4 separate regions of the Homo sapiens genome follow, and all the other regions are linked to region 2. A link is a loop called in an ENCODE intact Hi-C map of the cell type or tissue named here. Cell type or tissue: endothelial cell of umbilical vein. All regions are shown on one strand.

Evidence for each region. Peaks named below come from ENCODE experiments on the same cell type or tissue, not always from the same donor. Only the 100,000 strongest peaks of a DNase experiment are listed, where the experiment ranks them.
Region 1: a loop joins it to region 2, with 18 times the contacts of the local background. A loop is called at or near these places in 106 of 110 quality-filtered maps.
Region 3: it touches region 2 in a loop (12-fold over the local background); 78 of 110 quality-filtered maps call a loop at or near these places.
Region 4: it touches region 2 in a loop (6-fold over the local background); 4 of 110 quality-filtered maps call a loop at or near these places.

Annotation. Positions count from the first base shown.
Region 1 is chr7:26,360,476-26,368,475 of GRCh38, reverse strand. It overlaps SNX10 (sorting nexin 10), which reads right to left. Exons shown (of 7, transcript NM_013322.3): 3 at 7,415-7,501; 4 at 3,841-3,941; 5 at 3,331-3,429. Among named protein-coding and RNA genes, the nearest start is that of LINC02981, 34 kb to the left of the region's middle. In endothelial cell of umbilical vein, a CTCF peak has its summit at 3,192 (motif pointing right); a DNase peak (open chromatin) is centred at 3,185; H3K27me3 peaks cover 752 bases.
Region 2 is chr7:25,889,897-25,897,896 of GRCh38, reverse strand. No RefSeq gene overlaps it. Among named protein-coding and RNA genes, the nearest start is that of MIR148A, 56 kb to the left of the region's middle. RefSeq lists enhancers at 2,548-2,637, 4,831-4,910. In endothelial cell of umbilical vein, CTCF peaks have their summits at 2,349 (motif pointing right) and 4,891 (motif pointing left); a DNase peak (open chromatin) is centred at 4,806; H3K4me3 peaks cover 324 bases; H3K27ac peaks cover 333 bases; H3K27me3 peaks cover 1,109 bases.
Region 3 is chr7:26,663,753-26,671,752 of GRCh38, reverse strand. SKAP2 (src kinase associated phosphoprotein 2) reads left to right here. Exons shown (of 13, transcript NM_003930.5): 12 at 1,561-1,662; 13 at 2,097-4,685. The coding sequence ends at 1,653. Among named protein-coding and RNA genes, the nearest start is that of LINC02860, 30 kb to the right of the region's middle. In endothelial cell of umbilical vein, a CTCF peak has its summit at 4,069; DNase peaks (open chromatin) are centred at 4,072 and 6,552; H3K4me3 peaks cover 305 bases.
Region 4 is chr7:26,086,704-26,094,703 of GRCh38, reverse strand. All of the region lies in intron 1 of LOC105375199 (a long non-coding RNA gene), which reads left to right. Among named protein-coding and RNA genes, the nearest start is that of NFE2L3, 61 kb to the left of the region's middle. In endothelial cell of umbilical vein, a CTCF peak has its summit at 3,565 (motif pointing left); a DNase peak (open chromatin) is centred at 3,563; H3K27me3 peaks cover 302 bases.

The DNA of each region.
Region 1 (8,000 bases), 470 kb before region 2:
CCATTTTTCATAGTTAGAGACTTACTGAGTTTATATTTTTTAGCCTATAACTTTCTTTTCATAACTATTAGAAGGGACTTTAAGTTTATAATTACTCAGGGGCAAGAATACAAAAGGGAGATTATAGTTAAGACTGAAGAAAAATGAATATATTTGAAAAATCTCACAATCATACCAAATTTAGCCAGCATTTAAGAGTACTGCTAATTTTAAATTTGCCAGGTTCTGGGATTCATATAGTATGTCCATCTTTCCTATAATTTCTTTATCTATAAAACTGAGATAATACCCAACTCCTAAGATTTTTAGTACTGAGACTAAAACATGTAAAATGCCAAACACGTAGAAAGTGTTCGATAAATGGTAGAAATTATTCTTATTTGGCACCTAGTCAAAGAAACAATTTTCCAATTCCTCTACAAAGATCAGTACTTTCTTATTACATATGTATCATTTCACAAATGACCTTAAAGAAAAATAGGTATATATACACATATACAAAGACATTGTGGTTTCAAAAGGTTTGAACATATTTAGTGCTTCTGGTTCATAACTTCAAAACTCACATGAAAACCAGGCTTTAAAAATGCATGCGAAAAACCTACAATACAAGCATGTTTCCATGTTTTAATGCTGTGGTTCCTAAAATTCCTCTACAAACAAGGTACAGGCTATTGATGGCTGGCCCTACTTAACAGGTAACCAGTGGGGGCTCAGAGGATGTCAAACTGGGGCCAAGACACAGTGCCAAGGTACACATCACATCCAGTTCCCTAGAGTGGACCCTGGTTGGGTGAGGGGAGGGGGCACCAGGGGCAAAGACATGGAGGGTACTACCTTACACAACCCGGGCAAGCACAGATCTGAGGGACACAGAAGGGAGGCTGGGGAGGGTCAGCAGGGGCCGCAGAGCTCAGTTCAGGCCTGAAGCCAGCCCTGTGGTATTTGACTCCTCACTTCCTTCAGGTTTAGGCTGTGTGGAAGCACCAGCTTTCATTTTTAAAGTGAAATATTAACTTGTAGACAAATGTTCACATACCACAGGGGAACAAATGATATCACAAGAGAACCCCCTGCCAATTCCATGATTTGACAATCCAATCGGATGACAATCCAGATTCAGTGTTAATGAATCTAGCCGTAGCCCTGGATGTGTACACAGTGCTCCCCCTAGAAGGAAGTGTCAGGACAAGGACTTGTTCATTCTGTGCAGTCCTATGTCCGTGGCACGCAGCCTGGCCCAAAGCATTCACTTAATAAACATCTATTGAATGAAGGATCGCTGCATGGTTTTTAGAGTTTTTTTCAAGTCCTTTTCATCTGTAGGACACAACCACCCAGTGAGGTTGGCTATGTGTGGGTACTATTATCCCACTCTATAGCAAACAAAGGCTTAAAAGGAATGAAGTGACTGTTCCAAGGCTCACATGCAGCTAGAAAAAAAACCAGGAACCATGATTATGGGAGACCTAGAACCCGGCTCCTTGAGTTCCTGAACCAGGACACTTTCTACTATGACATCTGCATCAAACACAACCAGCAAACAGTCAAACCATGCACTATGCAAAAATAACCTGGCACAAGCATAACCCCACTATGGCTGAATGACACTCACAGGGTCATTCATTTGGGTAGATCAACTGTGGATAGAAAGGTTGTGTTCAAAACAACGAAGTAATTCCTGGTCAAAAACACATACCCTGCACTTAACCAGCAATATAATTCAGAGGTACGTGCTGCCTTCTGACCTGAAATAAGACTTCCCTACAGAAGACAAGATGCCACAGCTCCCCGAGGACAACATGTCCTACACTAGAGTGACAGGCAATTCTGTAGAATTGTGTGGCAGGGACCACATCTCAAGGGAGAGGCCATCAGCCACCTGGGCCTCATAGAGACAACAATTAAAATCAGAGGCCTCCTCTAGGGGAAAGGGCAGGAAAAACTTGGCCAGGTCTCTGTCCTGCCATGCCTGTGATACCCCCCAAAAATACAATGAAATGTTTTCGGAGGACTTGGCTCTGCTAATCAGTTCTTCTGGTCTCTTGCCATGTTTATTCCTCTGGCTTCTCTTCATTGGCCCACTCTCCCTCAATTTATAATCTTGGATCTTTCTGTATGCCTCTAGGACACCTTCAAAGAAAAGGCACTAAGTCAATCTAATAGAAATAAATATTAATATTAATGTGCATACTTAATATCCAAACCCTTTATGAGAGAGCCAAATGGGGAGGAGGCAGTATATTTATTTCAGGCTAGCTCTAAGGTCCTATTTAGTGAACCCCAAAGGAGATGACTTCAGATCCTGAAACTACTAGAAAAAGAAACAGTTCAGGAGACTGGGTCCTGTCAGTAACTAGTAGTCATATGACTCAGCCTATTTCCTTATCTACAAAATTGGAAATTAGGAAAGCAAAAGCTGTCTCATGTCTAAGTGCATTAAGATAATAACAGCCAACATGAAGATAGCACACACTGCATGCCAGACACTGTCATGAGTGCTTTACAGTCACTAACTTGTCTAATCTTCTCAACAACCCTATGAGGTAGGTACTATGATTACCCCATTTTATAGATGGGAAGACACAGGCAGAGGAGGTAAATGATCTGCCCAAGCCCCCAGCTAGTAAGTGGCAGAGCGAGGATCTGAACTCAGGTAGCCTGGCCTCGGAGTCTAGGTGTAAATCAGCGTGCTATATGGCCTCTAGCATTCTGGGTATTCCAGCATTCCAGAGAGTGGATTGGGGGAGGGAAATCACTGGTAGTGTGAACTCAGGCAGCTTTAACGGCAATACCCACCATCACAGAGTAATCCAGAGTTAATAACTCACTGAGACTGTTCACACGCCACCAAATACTCCTTTATAAACATTCCCTTCAAAGATCAGCGTTAAACTATTAGAGGAACCCAGAAGGATATTAGCAGCCCGTTACTGAGCTGATTTTGGTCTGTAAATTCTAAGCATTGTAAAGAAAGACAGTTTTTAAGAAGTGCCTTTTGATGATTAGGCATATTTGTTTCCTGGCAAATTTTTACTTTTGTCAGCTAAACGCCCAGGTAATTTAGATCTGCTTGACAGCTTAAAGGACCAGATATTTAATTCAATTTGTTCATTGTTTTCTTTCTAGAAGACTTGGTCCCAAATATGTACGAGATGATGTGAGCCACAAGATGGTGCTCTAATATAGGAAATGGGCCACTGGGTTTTGCTCTAGTGCAGATTATTTGCATTTCAGAAACAGGAACACTCTTCCCCACACCACCATGCAGCTCTTGTAAAGCACTTGCTCACACCCCTTGTCTGGCCACAAAAGTTTCTGGACACTCACTTTCTGAGGAAATCTTCCAGACCCTGGCGACGCTGATCCACGTGCTGGCGATTGTTCATGTTGAAAAACAGGTTTTTAGATGGAAGTTCTGGCAGTTGTCTTAGGAGAAAGAAAAAACAATGTTTTTAAATGATTAACTCAAGGTGCTTCTGTTACAGAAATCCCTCAAAGTGAAGGCAAATTATGTATGATGATTATTATCACACAGTTATTCTATAATTATGATTATACATTATATAGTTATATAATAAGGGTATCAGGAAGTCAGCTTAAAGAAAAACCCATCTTTAAACATTTCTGAGGCCTTTCATGGCCTATACCCATCAAAGTTGGTGAAATTTAAGTGATAAATTTTAAATTCAGATGCAGTAGCTAAGAAACTAAAGCTACATATTGTAATCAAGGCAAAAGCCTATAAAAATCCTTCATATCTTATATATCTTAATGAACGTCAATTTTAAATACTGAATATAATGACAAAGTCTCCACAGTATACTCTAAATCACTTACACCAGCAACGCATTACTTTGGAGTCTCTGCCTCAGCCACACGAATTCTCTATATCTTCTTCGTACACAGGATGTTTTCATTGTAAAACACATGCTATTAGTCTGTACAGAGAAAGTAGAAAAATGAGTCTTACCTGAGGAAAAAAATGCATTTCTTGTATCTATAATTCACAATATGATCTCAACATTCACTCTAAATAGGATTTAAACCACCAAACATATATTTATATTTATGCCAGTACTCTGAAATCTTGCACATAACCCAGGAACATAACAGCCCTGAAGACAGCCAGGATGATGGAAATAAGCAGTGTTGCCCCAGGGTGAGGTATGACCTGGCCACTCCCTGCATCCTGAAGGAGCCTCCTACTCACCTATGAGCACTGCTTTCAAGAATAAATCATAAAAAATAAATCCTAACATATAAATGACAGGTAGGAGCTCAGGTTCATCCGTTGCATTTTACCACCATCCACGTAAGCTGGAGGAAACTTTGGGGCTTAGAGACACCTCCTCATGACCCTTTATGAGACATTGCAGAAATCTTCATCTCCTTGACATGGCCACCCTGCAGATCATACAAATCACCAGAAATCCTAGAGAACAGCATTCCCTTCTCTACTGTATGTGAGAGGGAGCGTGTCCGTCCGAGCCAGAGAATGACCGTGGTACGTGGGGATAAACATCTGGCATAGAGGACAGGCCGACCGGAATTCCAGTCCTGGTTCTGCTACAGGGCAAGTCACTCAAACTTCAGTTTCCTCAGTACTAAAATGGGATGAACTAGTATATATCTAATTCACAGGGTGGTTGTGAGGATTGATAATAAGCACTTGACCAATGTTATCTATTAATAATACTGTTAGTTACTAAGTGTTGGTTTCCTTCCAGCTATCCTAAGGCAGACTTGGAAAAAGCCACCGATGGTGTCCCCATGCTAAGCTCAGCCACAATGCTTCTCCTTTGGGTAAACATAAGACGAGAGTAAATATTCTCCTTTGCGTAAACATAAGACGAGAGTAAATATTCTCCTTTGAGTAAACATAAGACGAGAGTAAATATTCTCCTTTGAGTAAAACAAGCGACTACCAAAATATTTGTTTCTCCTGATTTTTGAAAATATGAGTATCTCTAGTCTCTGTATTTCAAAATCCGATTTTCTAATCTAAATGAGAAACAATTCTTTACCCCCAAGATCAGTACTATTTCAAAAATTATTATTCTATCACTTAATATGCCCAGCGATTGTTTTCCTTGGGAAATCTAAGTAATTATGTGCATTAGCTCTCAAACTGTTCTCATGAAATATATGACATGGTTCCTGGTATGCTTATGCTTTGTAAAGTTCAGAAAACTTCAGAATGTAGACAGGTTAAAAGGCTTATCCCCAAGGTAGCCACTGGTCTAAATCCCATTATCTTTAACGATATGGCAGCAAAACCCGCTGGAAGGAGTTTGTGGCAAATAACATCCTGTGGGTGGACTTATAACACACCAGGGCCTCACTCTACTGTGCTCCTTGGGGACTAGGTTTGCAGACCATGTTATACCAGAACTAGTCCCCTAACAAGGCTTGAGCAGGTTATCTTCCCGGTACCCTCTCCCTAAAGAATCCCAGACCACCACAGGGATTCCTGACATCTCACACACAGGCTGGGTCCATTTAAATTCCCTTTAATTTCTCTGCTCACAACCACCATGGTTGTCAATAACTAAAAATCCACCTGGTACCTACACCAGACTAAGGTCGATCCATAAGTCCTTCATTTGCAGGGCAGGTTCAGGGGAGTATTTATGATGGCTACCCAGCTCTAGGGTCTACTAATTTAAAATTCCAAGTAAATGTTAAGATCCCAGAGTTGTGTGACATCATCTCCCTTGAGGTTAATTTAAACAAGTTAAAGACCAGCTTCTCTACCTCCAAAGCTCTATGGGTTAACAACTAAGAGAAGCCAACCAGAACTCCCTAGCTCTGCCATCCACTTTTAATTGTATGACAGGTGGAAGTCTCTTCAAGATTAGAGGATACTGAGATCACTAACTGATTAAGTTCCTCTAATAAATCTATTTGCTTGTTTTTGCTGTCCACCAAGCCAAGGCTTATCCATTGTCAATTTATTAGCATTTCAGAAAAGTGCCAGGACACCATCAAATAGTATTTGTGGAACCCATCATTTCTGGCTCCAGATGGAGATTTCTGAATTTACATCAGGCTATTTATAGAGCAGAGCAGAATCTATACTTTCATTAATTCCTGGGAATAATTAAATTTCATGCCTATCATGAAGTGTGTGATAAGGACGCACAATTTTTTTACAGAAAGTTAGAAGGCAACTAAAACTATTTCATTTTACTTCAAATGCTTATTCTTATATAGTCATAATTTTCCACACAGAATGCAACTCTAGTGTGAGCTTATAAGTAAAACCAAAACAGAATCAAAATACATGGCATATCCTGGAATGGCTTTACAACACAATCAAAAAAGCAGTTCTGAGTTTTTCTTTTATTTTCAAAGTTGGGGAAACTTCAAAGAAAAAAGAGAAGAAAGGAGAATTTAAAAAAAGAAAAGTTCTACAGCTGGTGTTTGGGTGTCCAATATACCAAGTTAGCTATTTACAATGGGAAGATTAAATAATGGCTAAATTTTACTTCACTTGTGCTATGAAGTCACGGATACAATCTGGGTCAATTGCTATGCTCCCCAGTTGAACTAATTTAGTTTGCATCTGATATGCATCTGGTTTAGATGCAAAGAGTATTATCCTCAAAATCGGGGCCAATAAACTACAGCCTGAGGGCCAAATCTGGTCTGACACCTGTCTTTGCACATAAAGTTTTATTGGAATACAATTATGCTCATTCATTTATGCACTGTCTGTGGCTGCTTTTCACCTGCAACAGCAGAAATGAGTAGTCTCGACAGAAACTGTATGGCCCACAAACTGAAGATATTTACTACCTTTACAGAGAAGTTTGCTTACCCTTGTTTAAGATGGTCACAGAAGGCCACACACCACACAACATTTTCAAGAGATTGTGATACAGTAGCATCCACGCAAGGCACATCATTTCTAGTTGCTTACTCGTTACATTAATTACTCAGATTCTAGATAAATTAATCACAATAATTGCACATATCCATTTCCCACCTTCTGATTCTATATATAAAACACCACACATCTCTTTTCCAAAGAACTCTATATCCTCTCAAACTTGAAGGTTATCAGGCATTATATTATCCAGAAATATGCTATAGCAGATCATAAGAAATGCCATTAATGAGCTATAAGTACTCTTTACCCATGCATTTTAGATGCGTGCACATCTTCACATGTGAAGGCAATAAACATTAAAATGTTAATATTAACAAAGGAACAATAAGGGATTCAAATAAGTAATTTTTCAACTTTAGGAACCATCTTACTAGTTCATGTAAGATAAAAGCATTAGTTGTAATCATTCAAATTCAGTTATTTGAATGAGAAAAACTTTTACAAGTGTCAACTTTATCCCATAAAATGTATCCCATAAAAGTCCCTCAAAATTACTATTTCTACTGACTACATACTTACATGAATACATATCTCATAGTCAATGTAAGAATGCCAGAAGTCCTCCTTCTGAATCCTAGGATCTCGAACCCAGACACTTACAAATTCCTGTAATGGCATCATAAACAAAGAAATATTCTTCAGAACTGCAAGTAGGACTGGAAAGAACTGAACAAAACGACTGCACTAAAACAAAACTGAAATGAGCTTTAACCAATGTGGTACTTGTAATCCTTTAAAAAACAAGAAGTAAAGTTAATGAATCAGGCACCACGAGCAAATCTAGAACACACTTTTGCCACATAATGGAATTTTTAAAATAATGCAACACTGAGGTGGGAGCACTTCTGGATAGTTTTACTGGTTATCTGAAGACAAAGTATACTGTAAAACTGATTTTTAATTTTTAATCTTAAATAATTGGTTCAGGTTTTTTTCAAATTTAAAAAGTGATCATTTCTTACTTTCTTCATCTCTCTAAACTGAAACAATGGGCCCTTCTGGGTAAGGTGCTTCCTAGGACACAAATAAGAAAGGCACCAGGCCAAGCAGGGTGGCTCACACCTGTAATCCCAGCACTTTGGAAGGATCTCTTGAGCCCAGGAGT
Region 2 (8,000 bases):
GAGAAGATTAAGGATGTATGATTTAAAGATGAAAACCACAATTGCAATAGAGCATGTGGCAAATATTTCAAGCTAGCAAAGTTTGACTAGGTAGTGGAATCACTTTCATGACTAAAGAAAGCTATACTGAATGTGTAGGAGTGAGGCTCTAGGGAGCCTCACTAGGAGAAGCTCTTGCAAGATCCCTGCACCATGTGGTAAGCTGGTTTCTTCCTCCGTGGTCTTTGGCCCTGGCTTGTTTTGTGTGATAAAAAGGAAGAGTCATCGGAGAGCTTCATATACAGCGAACACAACCTCAGAGATACTTTGGAGCTTTCTGGGTGGGGGAGAAAGACGTGGCAAAAGCAGCTGAAGGATTCAGGGTTAACACTTTGCCTTTTGAAGAGACTTCAGTTCTTGGAGGGCTTCCAGTCTGAATTTGGGGAATTCATCAACAGGAAAACAAATAGCTGGCAGGCTCTGTATTTACTCTGCCCTTCTCAAGGTTGCAACATAAATCTCCCAACTTGGAAAGCATTAAGGCCGAGGAGACATTTTGTGAGTTCAGGGACTCTCCTCCAGTCTGCATGAACCACGTCTACCCTCATTTCGGGAAAACACAGGCACCAGCCCTCAAGGTGCTGCGGGAGACAGTACTGACACTGTTTGACTCGCTTGGGGCAGACTGGGGAAATGAGAGCTGGAAAACTTGAGTTCTCAAGTGAGAGCTGTTGGTCTGCTTTGGAAAAAACCCACTTACGCCAGGAGAATGAAAGCCCTGAGAAGTTCTCACTGGGTGAGTTTATGGCAGGCTTGCCATGAAAAATACCCAATGGTTCTTTGATGGTGCCCGAATTGTAATATAGCTAGATCAATTCTGGAAGCAACCTTCTTCAACACCACTGGAATATGTATGCTCCCATGCCCAACGTTTCCAATTAGCAGAGAAGCTAATGCTGGAAACCATTACATATAATCCAGAAAAACTGTCTATGTAACATTATAAAAATTGAATATGTGTCAGAAGTGGATTTAGATTCTTTGGGTTAATATTATTTTTGCAATTAAGTAAGGAACTGACATTAATTTACTTGCTCTGTGTGATTAGGTTAATTTACTCCAGAATAATCTTGCATTTTAAAAATTAAAAATGGTAGCTGTATCTTCTCATTATCAATCAAACTAGCAGTGGCACTACAGAAACATCGTCATTTTGTACTCAACTGTGCTCTTATAGACAGTCAAATAAGCACTAAAAAATGACAAATTACCATGCTCTGATAGATCTTCACGTTTAAGTACCTACAAATAACTGTCCATTTGTGAATGGTTAAGCTTAATCCATTATTTTTCCTATAAGCAAGATAACCTCTTTCATAAATAGATATCTACAAATAATACTTAGAGCAGTTTAACTCTTAGATATAATAATGCCACAGTATGTAGAAAACGAAATAGGCTTACAAAAATAAAGCTAAATAGTTTATCCTTTTTTTGACCTTCACAAATGTAAGTGTTCTATCTATGGCTCTATAAATTGTTTAAATCCTTTAATGATGCAAATGCGCTGATAATGTTCCTATACTTGCTGGAACTATGGTTCTGTTAATATTTTGAAAATTACTTTAATTAACCTTATCTCATTTTGTAGTAGTTATAGAACACTTTTATATTTTTTAACTGTGCACTAATTTGTTTCATCATTAACCTTGGGTTTTACCCTTGGTAATTATGGTAATTCATAATTTGGGTTGTGTCAGGTGCTAGTGGATTCAAACAATACATATTGTGGGAACCATCAATAGCTTTGGTAGTCAGGATTCTTTAGTTTGCAGGGGACAGAAAAAAGGCTTGGCAGGCTGGAGGGTAGAGGGGCAGGGTTCCGCAGAAGATTCCCAGGAATGGTTTTTAGTTGGCCAAGGACTCTGGTGGAGGAAGGGGGATGCTGAGTGGCCTAGGTCAGGCACTTACCCGACCCTCCCTAACTCCTCCTTCTGAAATCAGAGAGGGAGGAATCTGTGATAGAAGAAGGAGGAAAAGGAATGGATAGCCCCAAACACTGCGCACTATAATAGTTAATCATATTGATAGTGAGCGCGCGGTCTCTCTCTCTCTTTCTCTCCAGGCAGCCAAAGACTGCCACCATATGCAACTGGGTCCTGCATTTTTCATCTGCATCACCAATTTGTCACTCGAAAACCCAGGTCTCAATCCTCCCTGATTTTTCCAGAAACACCACTAGTATCCAATTCAGTAGGTCCCTATCATGGGCAGTGCGGGGGCGCCGGGCGTGGGCGACGCTCGTGTGTGACTCGCAGCTGGGCAGCCATCCCCGCGGGCGTCCTGGCTCCCCTTCCCTCTGAAAGCGCCGGGGCGGGCCAGCAGGGGGCGAGTTTCATTTCCGCACCGGAGACCCAGCCGGAATCACAAATGCCGCGAACTACACCCTCCTTTCCTGATCTGGCCAGGAGTCTGTGTCATTAAAACTCTCAGTTCTGCTTTTCCCTATATTAACATTATCTTCATTTTGAGCACATCACGTTCAGTGACAGAAAAGGAGATCCCATGAGTCACTGGAGGTAGACTTAAAATAGCTTAAGGATGATATTTCATGGATGTTAGTGACATCAGTCGAAGAAGCAGTGCTTTCAAAGAGCAGAATTCCTCATATTCACTCTTCGGATACCCAGCAGTTTTCCAGGTCTTGGTCTATACCCAGCCTTTTTCTTGGAGGAAGGTGCTCATCTTCCCACACAGGCTACACAGGGGGCAGGGAAAGTTGGGACAGGTGGCACAAGGCCATGTGAAGCCCCCCGTCCTCCTGCCGGGGCATCTTACATATTGCTGCCACTGCCGAGGGGGCATATCTGTGTATAGCTGCCCAGCAGAGTACAGGGAAGGTGTTATGTGGGAAGGAAGACTCCTGGGTGGGTAGGAGTTTGGGCTAAGTCCCTCCTGGTCCAGGTAACTTAGCTGGCCCCTGCAGATATGAGTGGTGGGAGACGGGATCCGGCGGGTGAGAGAGGGGAACCACAGAACCACAGGCTTTTCTCAGGTCGGGGAAAGACCTTAGAGATCACTTAGCTCAATGTCTTCTTTTCCTGACGCCCAGGGAAATTGTGAACAAATTCACCACCACAGAACTAGGCAAGTCCCCTGGTGGGCAAATGGACACCTTCACAGAAGCCATTTTCTTTCCTTGTGTATTATGTATCAAAGGCTAACTGTTTAACAAGCAACCCCGTGTCACAGTGGCTTAACACAAAACAAGTTATTTCTTGCTCTTGGACCACTGAAAGCGTTTCTTGGACAGCTTCCATGCAGTGATTCAGGGACCCAGGCACCTTTCATTCTGTGGCCCCACCATCCCTAAGGGCCTTAATGTTTGCTGCTGAGTACTCTGCATCTGGCTGTGACAGGTAGAGAGAGAGAATGAAGGACTGTGCAGGAGGTGGGCAGGCCTCACTGCCACTCACATTCCACTAGCTAGACGCCACTCTCAGGGCCAACCTTCCCCCAAGGGGAGCTGGGAAATGTAGTCCAGCTGTGTGCACAGGAAGCAGATAGGATGGCTCGGGGCAAGCACACAGCAGTGTCTGCCTCACCTATCTTCAAAGAAAACAGTCTTTGAGTTCTTTTGGGTTATTTACACTGGGTAGCAGAAGGCACATGATCTTTGGAGGTGGACAGACTTGGGTTTGGATATTGGCAGTGTGACCTTGGGCAAAGAAGTAACCTTTAGCCTCAGTTTGCTCAGCTGGTAAATGGGGCTATCTTGTGGGTATTACCTGAGGTAAGGAATGTAACTTGTCTATGTTACCACGTGGTCTCACATGTTTGTTTGTACAAACCAATGGGGCTGGGAGTATTGTTGGGGGAGGAGGAAACAGACTTCCTGTGTCCCATTTCCCCCACTCTGGATGGCAGCACTGCCCAACAGCTTCATTAGACGCCAAGAGTGGTGGCACTTTCTTCTGTCACTTGTTAAATTTCGATGTAGTTCATTCTAATCAATATGGGACTTTGGAAGGAAAAAAAGCATTCCCCAAACCCACAAGCAACCATTTTATTTGATTCATAAAAATTCAGTCACTGAGAAGGCAGTTCCAGCAAGAGAGTTTTGATCCTTCTTGCTCAGGCTGAGATGGTCACATCTAGAAAGCAGTGATTTTAAAATCCTATTTTCTTCTGAAAAAAAAAAAAATTTTTCTGAAGGGCAGTGAAAAGAGAAATAATCTAAGCTGAAGTGTCACTTTTCACTTATGGATATTGATGCTCTAAGACTAAATCTGGCTGACAGGAGTAAAGAGAACTGCCTTCTCATCATGGGTGAGACCCTGCAGGGTGAGATGTGGCTCAGGTATCATGGTGTGCCCAGGGACTGGCACATTAGGGGCTTCAATAAATATTTGCTGGTTAAATTAATAGGTGATTGAAGACAGTTACAGAAGTAATAACAACGAAAACAATTTTTTGGCCTGAAACGTCACTTTTTTTTTTTTTTTTTTGCGGGGTGGGTGGAGGGGAGGCAGTGGAATCCTGCATTTTAGTTTTTGGATTCCCTGAATGGTTTCTTCAATCATAAATGTTTGCTAAACACACACACACACACACACACACACACACACACACACACACACGCTCATACACGCTCATACACATGCCGACATTCTATAGGAAGGTAAAATAAAGAGGAAGCCCAATTGTGTCTGCCTTTTTAGGGCATTGTCCTTTAAAATAACCTTCCAAGCCTAGCTAGTTAAGCTTAGTGGCGATAAGATATTGAAAGCAATAAATAAATCCACATACGGATCTCAGAAGGTTAACAGTTTTTTAAGAAATTATTGTTCAAATCCAAGGGTAAAATGGCGCCTGAAATTACAAAACGTGGTCCTGTAGTGCCCTCTGGTGTCTTTTGCCTGGAATTGTCAAAGTCTGCCATTGCACCTAGCTCTAGTTATTAGCATAATCTTGATTTATTTGAGTCCGGGACTTTGGGGCCCTGGCTGATTTGGAGGGGAAGTGGGGGACGCAGGAAGCTGGGACTACTTTCTTTCAGGCCTTTTTTCAAATGGGTTACCAGCACAATGTAAAAATAATTTTATATTAACCCTGGTATAAGATTTAAAAATTGAAACGAATCATTATCTTGAAAAGAAGCCTTTTAGCTCCAAAAAATTATTGGCTTTTTTTCCAGAAGGCATATTATGCAGTTTCTTTTGTCCATTAAGCTATTCTTTGCAAATCAATTGGACAGAGGACATTTTTTAATTTCAGAAATTAATTATCACATGTAATAACTGAACCATTCTTTATTTTTTCTTGATACCCATTCAGTTAAATAAAAGACATGTGAGCTAGTCTATGAAATAGAATAAAGATTATGAATAAAATTAAAATATTCTAAAAGACAGTATTTTTTATGTTAAAAAAGTGTTGAAATTTATTCCATAAGGATGTTCATATTTTGAGGAAGGGGAAACTAGTCAAATTATACATATTTGGCAAGTGAAAATGGTGTAAGGCAATCACTGAGAGTTTTAGATTGTTAGTATTTGTTAATGAATCTGGCTTAACTCTAAATGCTGCAGCCAACATGGTAAAGTGCTATGAAAAAAGAAGGGTCTTCTTTCACCACCTTCTGTGAAGATGAAAGTCAATTTAATTCAATTTGTAGGTATTTAATGGGTGGCTCTGAGCACCAGGGACTGGGCTTAGGCCTGGCCTGGGTGGAATCCCTGACCCTCAGGAGCTCCAGGCCCAGGAGGGGGACATGTTGGCAACACCCGCCATTTGCAGTCCAGGGGATGCAGGCTGCGCTGGAAAGAGAGCATGCAGGAAGGAGCCTGTGAGATTGAAGGAATCAGGGGAGGCCTCCCTGGAGGACATGACCTTGGAAGATAGGAGTCAGCCAGGTGGGCAAGAGATGCAGGGCATCACAGACACAGGAAGGGCCAGCAGAGCACTTCTTTGGAGCAGGGATATGGAGGGGAGGAGAGGTCAACCTAGAGAGGGTCCCCAACATGCTCTACTGAGCCAAACAGTTTTATAACAAGAGCCTGGAGTGCTCTGCAGGGTTTAGGCCAGAGAGGGATACGTGCAGCCCAGTAGCCCAGAGAACATGGGTTGGAGGGGAGCCAGCTGAGGTTGACCACAGATTCTCAGTGGAAGGACAGTGCATGTCTCAAATTCTTCTCGCTTTGTGACAATAGTCACCAACGTTTATGAAGACCCTTGCAGGCAGGAGTGCAGAGCAGAGAAGAGACTGGAGCTTCGGCACTTGGCAAGACCTCCCTGAAAGGCTGGCTTGCCCACTGCCAACTTTGGGCGGGTTTCCTGACCTCTTGAAGCCTCAGTGTTTTCCCCAGTGAACTGGGCATGATGAAACTACTTTCCAGGATTGGAGAAGGTGTATAGGATGTGATTGGCAGAGGGGCTGGCACATTGCAAGTGCCTTGTAAATGATACTTGACTTTTATTAAAGGGAAAATGATTCACATCATAAAAGCTCGAGATCAAGCCAGGCCCCTGCATATAATCTCATGGCAACTCCAAACCATCTTATAGCATCTGGTTATGTATATTTTTATATGATTATACGATTAATGTCTGCTCCTTCTTCTAGCTCCACAAAGGCAGGACTGTGTCCTGCTGACAGCCCATGTGAACCTTGTCACCATGGTTCATGTGCATGGAAGGTGCTAGAAAATAGCCATCAAATGAAGGACAAGGAGAATGGCTGGGGACAGCTCTGCCAACATCTTCTTGCTTTGGTGATGACAGAACTAAAAAATGGTAAAGGAACCCAAATATTTCCCATAATACTGTGATTCTGGGACTGAAAACTTGTTTTGTAACGTACAGTTGAATTAGGGGCATTAGTGTCCTCATTCTAGCCAAGTGGGAGGACAAAGTAGTGGTTGACAGAACTGGCCTCTGAGTCAGAAAGACCTGGATTAGGGTTTCAGTTTCATCACCAACTTCTCTGCGCCTGCATTTGCTCATCTGCAGAATAGGGATGAGATGCTTTGTTTGCAGAGTCCTGAGGACTAAACAAGGCAACCTACTTAACACCCTTAGCACAAACTCAACTCCTGTTTTTAGGTGGTATTGATTATTGACTTTATGGATGAAAAATGTCTTTCAGATTCTGGTTCGCTGTTCTGTAGCACGGGAAAGACAAATAGTGGTTTCCATGTTTATTCTCTGCAGTAAAGAAAAATTATCCTGTATTCAGTTTTAAAGGTTTAAAAATCTCAAAAACAACAACTTCTCTGCATCTCTAAATTCACATCAAAATTTTTCAGTGTATTGACAGAAATTGTATATAGCTGTAATTAGTTAATACTATGTGCTGTTTTCAGGTTTTAGCATTGTTTGAATATATATGTGTGTATGTGTTTATGTATTTTTAGGAAGTAAATTAATTCATTCCTCTTTATACATAAATATAAAAATATTCATTTTTATACAAACATGGAAACAATGAGAGACTGAATGAGTTTGACTTCATTCCCATGCCAACCTAGTACTGGGTGCTGGGACTAAAATCCTGGTCTCTGGAGGGTTTTATGAGTAAGTTTGGTGTCGTTTAATTCTTTGTACAACGTCTTCCTGTTGCTTGTTTGTTCCTTCCTTCCCCCACTCATCAGCATGGGTCGAGGGCTCACCACCTGCAGCCAGAGGACTGCGTCAGGACTGTAGATACAAGGAGGTCCATGCACCGAAGGAGCTTGGGGCACGGGCAGAGCTTCTCAGAGGGGTGTGGGTATCAACCCTATGGTGTTTTGGAAATTTGGACTGACGTTTTTGTCATCATAAAATTGAGTGGGCAATGAAGATATTCCGTGGGCAGAGGCCAGTGTTGCTGGAGATCCCAGAATGCCTAAGAGTAATGCCTGGAGGAATGCCACCATGCTCCTCTCCACACTGTCCTCTGACAGCCAAAGGCTGTCCTGCCTCCTGCACGTCTGTCAGATGTCCCACCAGACAGTCACTGATAAGTGAGGAAGCTGGTTATA
Region 3 (8,000 bases), 770 kb before region 2:
TCGTTCCTTATACAGCTTCGTCCACTAAGTTCACACTATCAATGAACTTTAAAAGTTTAAAACTTAAAATCTTGAGTTTACTGCCTCACAAGCCAGAGCTGTGCCCTCAATAGAATAACAATAGCAGGAGTGGTCTTTTCTCCCCTCTCCCCCTCCACTTTGTTCTTCCAATAAACCTAATCCTGATACTGCCCACTGTTTGAAAAAGTGCCTATGGATTTTATCCTATAATCTCTCTATTGATAGACTACATATCAATACATACACGCTAATGTAATGCTACATTTGTATTAAAGAATTGCATAATTTTCCTTTCTGATGGTCAATAGCATACTAATCAATACAAATATTAAGTCTGTACTAGTATTAACATTCCCTCCCCACATATAACTCAATATACATATGCACATTTATCTATGACTCAGATGCTGGAAAATCATAACCTATTAAATTACTTTTGGGATTGATTTTGAAAATTTATCTTATATGAAAAATTAAATTTGAGCACTACAATGCTTGTGAAGAGTATTGCTTTTGGAAGATATTATTCTTGAAACTTGAAATTCATTTTACTTTGTTTGTATCTCACTACACATAAATAAATTTGAGATAAAAATACATTAGTCAATCTGGCAGACATATGAGACCGGTTATGGAGTATTCACAATGCCTAAAGCAGTGGTGTATCTGTCAAAGGAGGAAAAAGTGGGAGAAAAGGAGGTATAGGTTTGTTTATCTCAAGTTGCAAAGTAAATGCAAAAGTGACTCATCGACCACTCTGTTTTAGAGGTAGATTAATATTTTGCCTTTATACCTTGAGATACTTTTATTTCCTATTGATCTTCCACTATAAGGGTGACTCTAACAGCACCTTTAAATTCCTTCTACCTATTCTTTATCTAAGGTAGTTTATGGTCAATAATAAAGGAATAATAAATGCCTTAGGGAAACTATTTTAAAGGAACCTATTTGTGAATTATTTTTTAAGCAGTTTTTTGGTATTATTAGTGTTTCCGTATTCTCTAATTTATCTGTTAAAGTGTGTATATTAGATTTTCTTAAGAAGGGGCACACATCTATCAACATTCTAAATCATTTTAGGTCATATAAGTTTAAGAAATAAGTAGTTTATTGTAAAAAAAATTATTTTATCCTTGCTAGATGATAAGCTTCTTGAAGGCAAATATAATAGCTTAAGGATCCTGGCTTTAACCTTCTATAGCCTCTTACACATGAAAGGTATCCCCAGGCTCTGTGGAGAGAGAGAGTGTCCCCGAGAGAAGGCTTCCTGAGGTAGTTTCATTTTCTAGGTTTTCATCATGAGTGATTGTTTCTGTGTTCTGTGCCCAATAATAAACAGGCTTTGTGTTATACCTTAATTTAAATCGTTGCCTAACAGCATTTTAAAGTGTCCAGAAACAAAAAGATGAAAATGTTTACATTTGCAGCTCAAGCTCTTTTAACTTTATAAATAGAAATAACATTTCTAAGAAGTTGCATACAAACGACATTGTACTTACACCAGTCTAAAGGTTAATATTGCATATTGTTTTCAATTAGGAATACAATAGATATGGCTGGTGGGTAGGAGAAATGAAGGGAGCCATTGGCTTGGTGCCTAAAGCCTACATAATGGAGATGTATGATATTTGAGAGTCCTGGGTAAGTACATTTTAATCCAATATTCTGTAATAGCTCATATGTTCTCTTGGTCTCTTCGTTATGAGTCTTTGCCTTTTTAAAAGTCTTTAGAGTTTTCTGATAACACAAAGATTGTGCCCCGAAATCTTTTTTGTTTTGTTTGATCTGGTTTAATTTTTAAAATAAGAATTTTTAAAATAAAAACTTTATGGAATTTACTTTGGAAATGAATAGATTATTTAGAGAAAGTTCTTTTGATAGTAACCAGCTGTTTTCCCAAACTTCCTCCTTTTCAGTAAAATACCACTTTTTATGGCCTTTCTGAAGAGTTGAATTGACAAAATGTTGAGTAAAAATACATTTTTCCTTGGCTAAAAGTGTAATTTTTTTAAGCAGGAAAAATCAAGTTTCAGCTGAATCAAAAATTAAAATGCAGCTTTCCCTTTCTCCTGCAGAAAAGGAAAATTCTTCTGCTTGTCTGCAAATGCTTTGGATTTAGAAGCGTCATGAAAGCACGAGTGACAGCTCCTAACCTCTCCTTGTTTTATTAAACATTACTTATCTTTGACTGTTATTTTATGCAGTCGCTCATTAAAATATTCCTCTGATGTGAAATTAAATGAAGGATATTAATGTAAATTAGATGCAACCAGTTAAGTTATACCTGTTGCTATTTTGCAAAGAAATAATTATAGTTTTTATTTACCCATTTGATTTGTGTGAAGAATTCATCACTATTTTATACGTAACATATAGTCTACTATAGCATAGTATGCTACTATTGCTACTTCTGGTGTGATTTGTAATGTTTCTTAATCATTGGACATCAATTATTTTTAGAGAGTAATGTATAATTTCATAGCATTTTAAATTTAGTGTATCATGCGAGTTTTTTTTGGTAGATGCTGAAGAATGTGGTTGCTAAACAAAGAATGCTAAAGAATGTTCAAACTTTATAGATAACTTTATTGTTATTATTTATTTTCACACATTTAATTCCTATTAAGTACAGCCGCAAGAAAGAAAAAATGATGAAGTTGCAAATGGCAGTGTGCTGTCACCTGCAACAGAAGTGCGTACCAGAAGTATGACTCATGCAAAGCATTTTACCGTACAAATATCCTGGTGCGATGATGGGCCTGGCAACATTTTCTACTGTACTTTTGTTTAAATTTAATGAAACAAAAAATTCCTAAGAAATACCACCCTACCACTAACAAAATGGTATAAAGAATCTCCCAGCCAGGCCAACATGGTGAAACCCTGTCTCTACTAAAAATTAGCCAAGTGTGGTAATGTTCACCTGCAGTCCCAGCTACTTGGGAGGCCAAGGCACGAGAATTGCTTGAACAAGGTAGGCAGAGGTTGCAGTGAGCCAAGATCGCGCCACTGCACTCCAGCCTGGGCGACAGAGTGAGACTCCATCTCAGAAAAAAAAAAAAAAAAAAACAGAATCTCAGTGTATTCTCAAAGTAAAAAGGCATAACCAAGCACTCTCTTATCTTGCCTTATTGCTATACTATTTACATCCCACTGCAGAACAGCAGATTTGAGGCTTTTCTATATACTTCTCAGAGCACTGAAAAGAAAGGAAGGGTTTGCAGAGGAGAGTGTAGAAATCCCAGTGGTAGCATGTACCAACAGGTGAGTAGAAAGGTAGTGTTAGCCTGACATTTGAGTTATACTCTGTGCTGCCTGAGCAAGATTTGTAGAATCATATAATTACCTTTTCATGTATATTTGAAATCAGAGGTGTTTAAAATACCTATGAGATACCAATGTAGCCTTAACATATGTCAAAATGCATTGCTGGTTAGATAATTATTTGGACTACACATAAACTCCTAATATTGAATCATTACCTATCAGGTATTATCTTTATGGAACTTTTCAATATCTTTGCTTTATAAAGATTCTAAACATGTATCTGAGCTGGTAATATTTTAAAATCTCCATTATTTGTGTAAAACTGTTTATAAGCAGTGTTTGAGAGGGTCTGCTTTACCATTACCCCCTCAATATCATGATCATCCAATCTCAAATGTGAAAAAAAAAAAGAAATTTGATTTTAGGGATTGTGAGTAAACAAGTTTATATAGAGAGACATTGTGAAGTTAAAGTTTTCAGAAGTTACATTTGTGCAGTTCTTACCTTTTCCTCATATAGTGCCATTGAAATAGACTGAAATTATCTTGGCAAAAGTTAGACAACCAAAGACGACTTTAGTGGACTGGTTTTCAAAACTTGAGCAGCTGAAAAGCAAAAGCCGTTGTTTCCCATGACAATGTAGCCTTTGTGGATTTGGGTTTGTGCTTTGGGTTGAAAAGAAGTTTTTAGTCCTAGGCCAGTAGATGGCAGCAGCTTTTCATTGCAGACAAAACCTCTTGAAACCCTTCCCCCATGGCACAAACTCGCCCATGATGGAAAGCATCTAGATTTCTGCCTCCTTTTACAGTTAATCCAGGAGAGGGAGTCCTTTGCCAACTGATGACCAACAGTTCCAAGCCAGATAGTCTCGTGAACAGTGACAATACAGAAATAAGGTGTTATTTCTGTTCAGATCTCCACCGGCCTTTGTTCTTTTAAAACTTGAATATAGGTGGGAGACATAAGAAAGGAAAGAAAAGACTTAAAACTGGAGTGACAGGACAAATAATCATTACTTTCAATTCATGACTGCTTTATATTCATTTGATGAAATCATTTGTATACAAACCAGGGAGAGTTTTCTTTACACCCTTGACAATATATCACATACTCTTCAAGATCATAATAATATCATTAATATAAATTTAAACAACATGGCTTGTTAGAAAATATGCTAATTGCTATGGTCTCATTATGTTTGCTTAGCTTTTATTTGTTTTTCTGTGAACAGTTAGAGAGCTAATTTTTTTCAAAGGTGATTGTAAGTCATATTTTATATAGCATTTTGCTTGATTATTTGCTCTGTACTGAATTTGTACTCTATTGCCATTAGATCTTACAATAATGTTCCACTCTGCAAATTTTTAAGGTTCAAATAAAGTTTAATTGTTTGCAAACTGTTATGATGCTAATAATTCAACAGCCTGCTGTGTTACTAATGAAATTACTTTGTTATGATTAATTTGGAAAATAGTGTGTTGATTGTAGTAATTAAGCACAACAAGGTGAAGTAAATGATTCTAATGCCATCTGGCCGCCAAACTGAATGAAGAAATGAAATAGGGCTGTCATCTGAATTTATTCAAAGAAGTAAGGATAATACAAATGACTTTCATTGCTTTAGGATTTACACTTAACACAGCTCACTCCGTTCTATTTTTGCCACTTTGCTGCATATGACACTTTCTTTCATAGAAAAAGAATGTCATTTAGTCCAGCAATTGTTTTGAATACTTTATTTTATTGGAAGCTGATTATTTTTACTGTGTGCTAATTTAATTACAGATAATTACATAAAGTATTATAGGACCATGGGAAAAAGAAATCACTTTTCAACCATGTGTAGGTGAAATCCATATATATGGGGTTTCGTTTTTGTTTCATGTTTTGTTTTGTTTCACTTTTTGCTATCATTACACAACCACTTTGAATATAGCCTTGCACAAAGAGTAGGGCATCCATTCAACTGTTTCTTAAATGTGTACAAAGGCTCACTCTTAGTTCTTATGATTTCTACTTTTTATATAATTTCATGTAATTTCTGCACTCTACTACTTGCTACTTATTCATAGACTGGTACTATCCAGGGTCATAATTTAAAATAGAACTGAGTTAGATATTATGAATTCAGATTTGCAGTTCAGCCATTAGAAGAAAATTAACCCTAATATACATGTTGTTTAAGAGCTTGAACTTCATCAGTGAGACTGAGTGAAGCATTGTGAGAATTTTTAAAGTTCTAAATTTCAGATAAATCAGTCATTTGTATTTCATTTGTTGGAGTTATAGACACACACCATATAGAGATCACTTTTGCTTCTCTTGAGTTCAGTAGGTTCATGACTATTGAAAGCAATCCACATGGTAAAGAAAGAGGTGGTGAAGAGTGGAGATCAAAACATGATCAAGCCATGGAAAACACAGCTTCACTCAAAGGTTGAAAGAATACTTTGTGTGTGTGTGTGTGTGTGTACACTGTATATATATATAAAATAAAAACATTTGATGAATATGATCTTATTTATAGTAATATACTTAGTATTCAAAAATACAGAGAAACAATAAGTACTACATTGTTAAAATATTATTATACAAGTTTAATATATACTCAAATGCACAACAGTTTATACTCTGGATTGGGAACAAGAGATTTCTAGACATCTCAGCTTTAGCCAGTTTATTATACGCCTACTGCTTTATAGTTGAGTTCTTCCAGAATATCTGTTAGAACCTCTGATAGCATACTATTTTATGATGAGATAAATACTTTAAAAATCATATGATCACAGTAGCATGGAATGACATTTCATTAATGCTATGTTTGAGGGGCTTTTTCTTGTTTCTGCTAGTAGAATCTGTTCTACCATTACTTATACACAAACATATTATTTATTGCCAGCATGGTACACATTATATGGTGTGGATCCAGTAAATATTTGTTAATTAACTGATTTGGCACCCCACAATATCTCAAGACATGAGATTTAAGAAGAAAAGAGCTTGACTAGTAAACCTGGTAGAGAAAATGCCTTTATACAGTTAGTATATCCCATAATACTATCAACAAGTAGATTGGATTTTATTGTTATAACAGAATTGAGTGAGATTGTGAATAATAAGAAAGTTGAGTTGTGGTACATTGTCCTTAGATGTTTCCTTCCTTTCTTCCCTTGTGTTCAGTGTTGTGACCTCAAATAAGAGGCACAGGTGCCTCCTCGGGCAGCTTGGGGCAAGTGATCTACTTTCACTTTCCAGTGAAACATCTCAAATCACTGCTGCCCTGCATTCCACTTGCGTAATATCAGAGAAGCCTTTCCTGCATCTGATCTTGAAAGCATTCTAGCTGTCGCCTTGGGCAGATCAAAAATTTGTGCAAGTAAGTGGGAAGTTTCACAGTTGCTGCCAAATCTAATCATAATTTAGCTTTTGTCCTTTTTGTTAACTTTTACTCCCTGTTTATTTAAAGTTGTATGATTATGTTAACTTGAGTGCTTTGAGTCCCCAAAATGAAAGGAACTGTAAATGCAGAAAGTCGCCTTAGTCATACCACTGCTCAGTTTAGGTCTTCAGTGTTGAGAGAGGGGCTGGAAGTTGAGCAAGCCAAAACACTTGACTATGTGCAAAGGCGTGAATATAGAAACTGCTCCCAAAGCCCATCTCTTAAGTACCTTTCTTAATGCTGGAACTTTGGAAGGTGTTTCCCTAGGTTTCTCTCCTCTTTTTTTTTTTTTTTTTTCTTTTCAGTTTTCTTTTTTGTTATCCATTACTCGGAGAGGCAATATAGCACAGCCCTTGTCTGTTTTCTGTTTATTGGCCTCAACTTTCTAATATAAAAATATCACTCCTGCTAGAGTAAAAGCAGGTGCCATTTTGTAGCTTGAACTGCAATTTACTTCTTGTTTGAGGAAAGTGTCACACAGGTACTCTCAAAGGAGAAAATTAATGACACTAGTGTATGCTGGTTAAAGACAGCTGCTTTCGTGGAGGAGAAAATTCCAACAAATAAGCAGATTCTCATCTACTACCCTCCCCTCCCAGCTCCCATGGGAGTCTATTTAGAAAACCTTGTGTTCTTTATCACATCAAATGTGATGATAACAGTTTAAGTCAGACTAGTAATAGTAATAGCTAACATTTACTGAGTGTTTACTATTTGTCATGCTGTGCACTTTTCATTCAATTCTTATAACAACCCTATGAAGTAAGTTCTGTTATTCATTACCATTTTCCCGATTAGGAAACAGGCTGAATAATTTGTCCCCAAAGCCTTAGGGTAGTGAGTTACCTAACCAAGCCTCACACCAGCCTCCTTGCCCTGAATTGAACACTGTTCTGCTGCGCAGTACTGTGATGAATTAAAACCAAATGCTTATTTGGATTCTTTGCATATAATAGGCACACAACAAATGCTTGTTGACCACTGATGAGGTCACCATTTCTAGAAAATAATCTGAAGCATGTGAAAAGAATCATCCAATAATTGACAATTGGATAGCTGAATTTGGCTCACTAGTCAGGAAAGCATACCATGGTTATCATATCAGATCCAAAGCAGCTGATCCGCAATGGAGACGAAACTTTTATGCAGGAACACTTGACGTTCCAGTCCAGATGAAAATAGGAAGTCAATCAAAGCAGCAGAGTCCAGAGAGGACACCAAGCCAAACTGACCCTTTTCTAAGGACCTTTTCCCATCCTTCCCACCTCCTCCA
Region 4 (8,000 bases), 200 kb before region 2:
ACCTTCAAAGTTTAGACAAAGAGAAGGAATTCAAATACAAATTCATGATACTCAATGATGGAAACGAGAGGGAGGTTGGATAATCAGTCTACATATGCGAGGACTTTAAGCAAGTATACATAGTAAGCTCATTTTTTGCTGTGGAAGATTAAAGATTTTCTGAGTTTCAGGTATCATCAACGCTCAAACATAATTTAAGCATCACTTTTTCTTCAGTTTTGGGTGTTTTGGAAGCCGCTGTGATCATACAGACATACATGCTTTTGGAAAGAGCGTTTCATTTGGCTCCCCTTTCTTGGAGGCCCTCTGGTTTCTTCTTTAATTGAGGTGGTCTCGCTGTAGACTACCACATTTCCCAGAAGAAAACAGCCAAGATGCTTTGAGGCGAGGAGTTGGGGGGAATGGGTAAAGAAAGGTGGAGGAGGAAAGGCAGAGAAGGACAGGGGAATGGTGAAGAGGGGGTCTGGGGAGAACTGTAGGATCAGCACAGCCATCTTTAATTGCTCCTTTAGGGGAAGCAACTACAGATCCTCCTAAGAATATGTTGGGAGGTGCTCTCCTAATATGCCCAAGAGAACAGAGCTGCTTTGGGTTATCTGAGTTATTGTAGTCGTAACAATGATGATGGTAAGGTAATAACTCTCATAGTAATATCTACCTTTTTTTTTTTTGAGATGGAGTGTCACTCTGTCTCCCAGGCTGGAATGCAGTGGCTTGAACCTGGGAAGCAGAGGTGGCAGTGACCCGAGATCGTGCCACTGCACTCCAGCCTGGGCGACAGAGCAAGACTCCAAAAACAAACAAACAAACAACACACCCACACATACACACAACAAAACAAAAAAACACAGTACTTGGCCTTGGAGGAAGTAGACTGAAGGGAATATTGTTTAAATAGACTTTTAAAAAAACATACAATGGAATATATATACATATACCATGGTATATATTTTTAAAAAAACATACAATGGAATGTATATATATATACATATACAATGGTATATATTTTTTAAAAGACATACAATGGAATATTGTATAACAATGAGTAGGAATAATCTATTGCTTCTCACAACAACACGGATATTTCTTAGAGAAAATATCATGCTGGATAAAAAAAGCCAGACACAAGGAGTACATACTGTAAGATTCCATTTAGATCAAGTTCAAAATGAGGCAAAACTAGTCTATCTTGTTAAGTGTCAGGATGTGTTACTCTTAGGAGGGAATGAGGTGCTGGTTACATTGTTTCTTAATCTGGGTATGTTTGCTGTGAAAATCTATAGTTAGTTTATAATTTGTATACACATATATATACAAGATATTTAGTAAAAAATGCATGCATTTACTATTTGTAGAAAAGTATCCCCATTATACCAGCATGATGGATTTTGTTTTTGCCATTTGATAAATGAAGAAACTGAGATCTAAGAGTTTAAGTGACTTGTTGAAGGCCACATAGTAACAGGTGACAGAGCCAGGCTCTAAGCAGGCCTGTCTGGCCACCAGGACCATGGCTTCACACTCTCCCCCTGGGCTCTGACAGCTCCTCCCTGCCAGGTCTCCAATTCCTCTTCTCTTTGGCCACAAGTGGAGCTTTCCATGGAGAAACTTTTGTTTTTTGATAGGACAACTACAGAGCTAGAAGGCCTTTCTCCCACCTAGATTACACCTGGGGAGGATCTGCGGTGCAAAGTTTTCATAGGCCTGGTCTAACACTGTGAGCAGCTCTATCGCGTTAGCTGTGGCCCTCTCTGTTGCTGGCAACTTCAGCTCCAAATTCCTCTGAAAGCTTCTGTAAGGGGAGCAACATTTGAATAGTTGGATGGTGTTCACCTGACAGAATCTAGCTAAAAATAAAAAAGAGGTTTTAATGAGATGCCACTGGTGGCATAATATTAGCTGATTGACACGTTCTGGTTATTTCGGTGAAAAGAAACATTTAAAGCATAGCTGGCCCTGTTGTCCAACGTGGCAGTAAATTCTGGTCACTCATTAGTACAGTTCGAGCTAGAACAGGGGGTTATGCAAGGAAATAACACCGATGGCAGCTTCTACCCTGAATACAAAGGAAAGTGATATACAGTGATTACGTGAAATCGAGACATGCTTAGCACAGGAGAATTGGATCAATGCTGCATCAAGGCTGATGCTCTCTCTCATACACAGGAGAGGTTAGTATGAGAGTCAGGCCAACATTCAGCTGGAAAAACACCCAAGCTATGTTTGGGCTGAGATCCCTAATGTGCCCTCCATTTGAAAATGCATTTTTCAATGTAAGTTGATTCGTTGAACTGAAATAGAATTTTAAGTGCAATATTGAGATCTTCTGAATAAATTTACTGGAAGTTCTTGAGGTTTTATTTCTCTTAGGGTCAGTCTATTCCTAAAGTGCTCCTTTTCATGTGTACGTGTGTTTTTGAGTGTGAAATAGAAATCGATGAGTTTGGCTTAGTGGTCAGGATGTAAAAAGGTGTGGCCATAGAAACCTGAATCTTGACAAGAACACTTTGCCTCGGGCAAGGTTTTAGTTTTTGGCACTTCCTGTTTGGAGGTTCTAGACAAGAAGGTTTCCCTGTCTCCTGAGGGTCCTGCTGGCTGAAAAGGGTTCCTACAGGACCAGGCATGCTTTGACACAGGGGAGGCATTTCTCAAGGGTCACATGGATTGACTGAAAACGGGGCTCTAATTTGCTTAGGGAGAAAAAAACTCAGCAAATATTAATTAGTATTTTCTACTTAATTTTTAAATTTAGAGTTATTGAGGGGAAAAGGCATAACAGGAAGAAAGTAACAGAGCCTCTGGATCATACACGGTAGAGATACTTTAAATGAAAAATGACTTCCATCACGAGGTTAAATTCTTTTTCAGCATCTCTTCTATCACAAAATCTTCCAAAAGGAGATGTTCCATCTCCACTCAAGATGGACTTATTTATTCACAAAAGGTGGTCCACTAATAAACTTTTACTTTGAGAGCACAGAATTTAAACTTTTATCGAAATCTACTTTCCTTAAGCTAATTTTGCCAATTCATGAGTGGAATTTACAGTAAGGACTAAAGTTGAGGGTAATATATTCTTTGGTATAAGGTTGGCTTTTTTCTCCCTCAATTTTTTTTTATTGTGATAAAATACACAAACGTAAAATTTACCATCTTATCCATTTCTAGTGTACGGTTAGTGGTAGTAAATACATTTATAATATTGTGCAACTGTCACCACCATCAATCTCTACTCTTTTCATCTTATAAAACGGAAACTCCGTATCCATTAAATAATAACTCTCCATTCCTTTCTTCCTCCAGCCCCTGGCAACTACCAGTATAAGCTTGGTTTTATAAGATTTACAAGAAATGGGTATATGAGACTTGAATGCTGATTTTTAGGAGAATGAGAAACTATTCCATTACATTTCTCCATTTTAAAAATTAAGGAGGAAGAAAATTCTTTGCTTTTAAGCATGTTGGGATCTCTGGGGACAATCGGAGAAAGGGTTTTGTTTAATTGGATCTGAAATGGAGTGGCTGAGAACAGAGGGAGCCCTATTCATTTAGGCAAAACAGAGACATCTGCTGGTGGATTGGCAGACTTACTTTTCCACAACTTACAAAGACCCCTGAAAGGGTCGTATTTGCAAGACAGGGACAAATCTGTCACCGTTTTTGCTGTCTCGATTTTTAAAGAGCTGTTGTCTAATCATGGAATAAGAATGTTCATAAAAGAGAAGAAAATGTACATATGCAATTTACTAAGCTATGTTGCTTTGGTAAGACTTTTCTTGACTACTTTCTTTTCTTGACTATACCTGCATTGAAGAGCCAGAATTCTTTCAGAAAAGGATCACCAAGCTGTGGATTAAAAGGTGAACTTTTGCCTACACCTTTCAACCCACAGCTTGTGGCAAAAGGGCCCTCAACTCAAGAGCAGTTCCGTGAGAAGGGCTCACTTATTCCTAGACGAGCCAAACCGCACCCTGCTGTGTATGGCTTCTCGGGTAGGAAGTGTCTGGCTGGGGTCTAGCCCAGTTTCTCTGTGGGCTAGCTACTTAATGCTCAGCATGTTATTTTTTTTTTTTCTTGAGATGGAGTCTCGCTTTGTCACCCAGGCTGCAGTGCAATGGTACAATCTCGGCTCACTGCAACCTCTGCCTCCCGGGTTCAACTGATTCTCCTGCCTCAGCCTCTCGAGTAGCTGGGATTACAGGCACCCACCACAACACCCAGCTAATTTTTTTTTTTTTTTTTTTTGAGATGGAGTTTCGCTCTGTCGCCCAGGCTGGAGTGCAGTGGTGCGATCTCGACTCACTGCAAGCTCCGCCTCTCGGGTTCACGCCATTCTCCTGCCTCAGCCTCCCGTGTAGCTGGGACTACAGGCGCGCGCCACCACGCCCGGCTAATTTTTGTATTTTTAGTAGAGACGGGGAACACCCAGCTAATTTTTGTATTTTCAGTAGAGACAGGGTTTTGCCATGTTGGTCAGGCTGGTCTCAAACTCCTGACCTCAGGTAACTGATCTGCCTCGGCCTCCCAAAGTGCTGGGATTACAGGCGTGAGCCACCGTGCCCGGCCCAGCATGTTAGCTTTCAAAGGGCCTAAGCAATACCCATTTTATATGGATTAAATGAGATTTGAGATGCAAAGGTCAAGGATGGTCGATAAGGGCCAGTTTCTTCCCTTCTCACAGAGCCTTCCTAGCCACAGTCACTATCTCTCAGTTGGGCAGGCTCCTCTAATCTCAGAGATGATGCTGTGAGAATGCTGGCTAGGATTCTCAACTCCCTGAACCAGCGTGTCCTTCTGTTAGCTCAGACACAATAAACACCAAACAGAATTCATCACCTCTATATCAGTTCGTTTTTGCGCTGCTGATAAAGGCACACCTGAAACTGGGAATAAAAAGAGGTTTAATTGTGCTTATAGTTCCACATGGCTGGGGAGGCCTCAGAATCGTGGTGGAGGTGAAAGTCACTTTTTACGTGGTGGCAGCAAGAGAAAAATGAGGAAGAAGCCAAAGCGGAAACCCTGATAAACCCATCAGATCTCATGAGACTTACTCACTATCACAAGAACAGCACAGGAAAGACCAGCCCCCATGATTCAGTTACTTCCCCCTGGGTCCCTCCCACAACACGTGGGAATTCTGGGAGAAACAATTCAAGTTGAGATTTGGGTGGGGACACAGCCAAACCATATCAACCTCCAACTACCTCCCTGACCTCAAATGGCTTTGAAGAAGCAAAAAGGAGCTATTCTTGATAAGAAATTGAGGCATCCAATGCATTGCCAGAGCCTGTTTATGTCATTGGAAGCATAGGTGGGTGAAGTTGGGGCCTTGGTTTTCTTTTCTTTAGGATGGGGACAATAACACCCCTTCTCCCAGGTTTGCGGTGAGGATGCAGCGAGGTAAGCTCACAGGCTTGGTCTCGAGGTTACCTTGTAGGTACACTTACCTCATAGCCCCAACTAGTGAGCTCATAGCCCCAACTGGCCTGGCCCAGAGGAGGTACTCAGCATGGCTACTGAATTTTTAATAACATATTCTCACAGCTGTGTCTTTTCTCCATTTCTGTTGTCTCCAGGCCTGGATTAATGCAGCCTCTGCCATATTGGTCTCCAGGCCTTCAAGCCGCTGCCCTCTCCCACTGTTCTTACAGGCTGTTGGCCAAGCTAATGCCCCTTAAGTTCACTTCTTGTTGGGCTATTTCCTAGTCAAGAAACCAGACAGGCTTCTTAAACAACCAACCAAGCTCCCTAGCCTGTGTCTAAGTCCTCTGTACTCCGACTCTACCCCACAGTATCCAAATTTACGTCTTGCTAATCCCTGAGGCACAGTTTCCATTCCAGGCAGAAGGTCTCTGGGCACACCTTCTATATTTTGGCCCCAGGCCTTTGTTTATGCCGTTTCCCTTATCCTTCAGTCTGGCCTCTATCTTCAGAAGTAGCTTAAATCCCACCTCCACTGTGACCTTTTCTCTAATTCTACAGCCTAGGATGATTTTTCCCACAGGCTAATTCCTATTGCTTTAATACAACCAAATTCCTATTTGGATAATAAATCCCATGCTGCACCCATCAGTTAGAATTTAATTGTCCTAGAATTTTTCTTATAAGCATTGTGAAGTAAGGCTCTGTGCTGCTTTAACCTCTCTGTGCCTCAGTTTCCTCTTCTGTGAAATGGTGATGATCATAGTTCCTGTTTCATAGGATTGTTATAAAGATTAAGTCAACATGTGTAAAGCAAGTGTCTGGCCCCTAGTAAGTGTTTAACAGTGTTAGCTATTATTATTGTTCTGGGAACATAAAAAAGGGATCAGTGCAGCTTGTTTGATTATTAGGCATGTTTGTGGGGAAGCCATCAGGTGCTGGACGAAGGCTTTCACAGCCGTCTGACCCAATATTGTGTATCTTTTAAATGGCACATTAATTCATCTGACAAATATTTATTGAGTGCCTACCATGTTCCAGGTAATACTGTACTGTAGGTGCTGGTCTTAGCTTTGTTTATTTTTGTATATGTGGCCAGCTAGCTATTCATATCTTGAAAAAACAGTGTAGGTCAAATATGGTCATCAAAGGGGCTTTAAGTTCAAGTCTTGGCTCCATCTGTGTGGCCTTGAGCACATAATTGACCACATCTGGGCTTTAATCTCTGCTGCATAATGAGCGCTGAAGTTCAGTTCTCCATCTTAATATTTGTCAAAAGAACTAACGATGCTTTAAGTCACACATTAGCCAGGCAGAGATGGGTCCTCTCTCTGTTCTTGTTCCCAGCAGGCCTGGATATGGGATCTGCTTGTCTGGACCTGCACTCCACATGCTTGTTCTGTGACTATTAGTTAATCACCTTCTGTTTAAGGAAGGGCCTCTGAGGAACTCCCTGGCCTCATTCACATCACTACCCTTTTTGTTATTTTAGATGAATAGAAGAGAACATGATTTTGCTCCCCAAACGTTATGAGAGAAAAAGGGACGTGTGTACCTTTATCTATTTGTCATCTCCCCCTTTTATTTCCCTATTTTCCTGCCCTTTCGTAATTAAATTACACACATGCAAGCATATCACACAGCTCACTTATATGCTCCTTAACAGAAGGCCCTAAGATATATTTTTAAAAAATCCAAAACATTCCTGGCAGCGCCTAGCACACTCCTAGTCCCATATGCTTGCCTAATACATACTTGCTGAGAGATGGAAACTGCCCTAGTTGCCATCAGGGAAATGGAATGCTTTGTTTTTTTCCAGTGATTTCCAAGTGTGGGTTGGTTGTGAACTCTACCATCTCCTTCTCTCCCCTTCCCAACTGAGTCAGAATTTCTGGAGCCAGGACCAGGAACCCAGATGTTTGACAAGTATCCAGGTGAAGTATCCAGCATACTGAAGTCGGAGGCCCGGAGAGGCTGGCCCACCTGTGTCAAACTCAAATCAACTACAGCTGCCCGTGAGCTAGATGAGGCCCCATTGACTGTTGGCTCAGAACAGCAGCTTCACAGAAAGAGGCAGCAGATGCCATTTAGCTCTGGCTTGTCTAGCCTGGGTTGCCAGTGCCTGCTCCCAGTTGCTCAGTCCTGAAGCCTGGTGTTCCCATGCACTCCCTCAGTGGCCTCAGTCGCCAATGGCTCCTTTCCCTTCAATTGTCAGCCTTCGTCATGTGTGGCTTCCTGAATGAAGTTCAGTTTCCCTTGAATATGTGATTTGCAAACCTGGGCATGATCTAGTCGCTTGGATTTTTCAGGACTAGATTGCTATATTCTGGGGAGTAACATATTCTAGAGCAGCAGATTTAAAACTTTCTGGACCATGACTTAGTTTAAGAATTCCATTTTACTCTGAGACTTGAGCTATATACAGATACACACACACACACACACACACACACACACACACACACACACACACACATAAATATGCCCAGTGGCCAGGCACGGTGGCTCACGCTTGTAATCCCAGCACTTTGGGAGGCCGAGGCAGGCGGATCACTTGAGGTCAGGAGTTTGAGACCAGT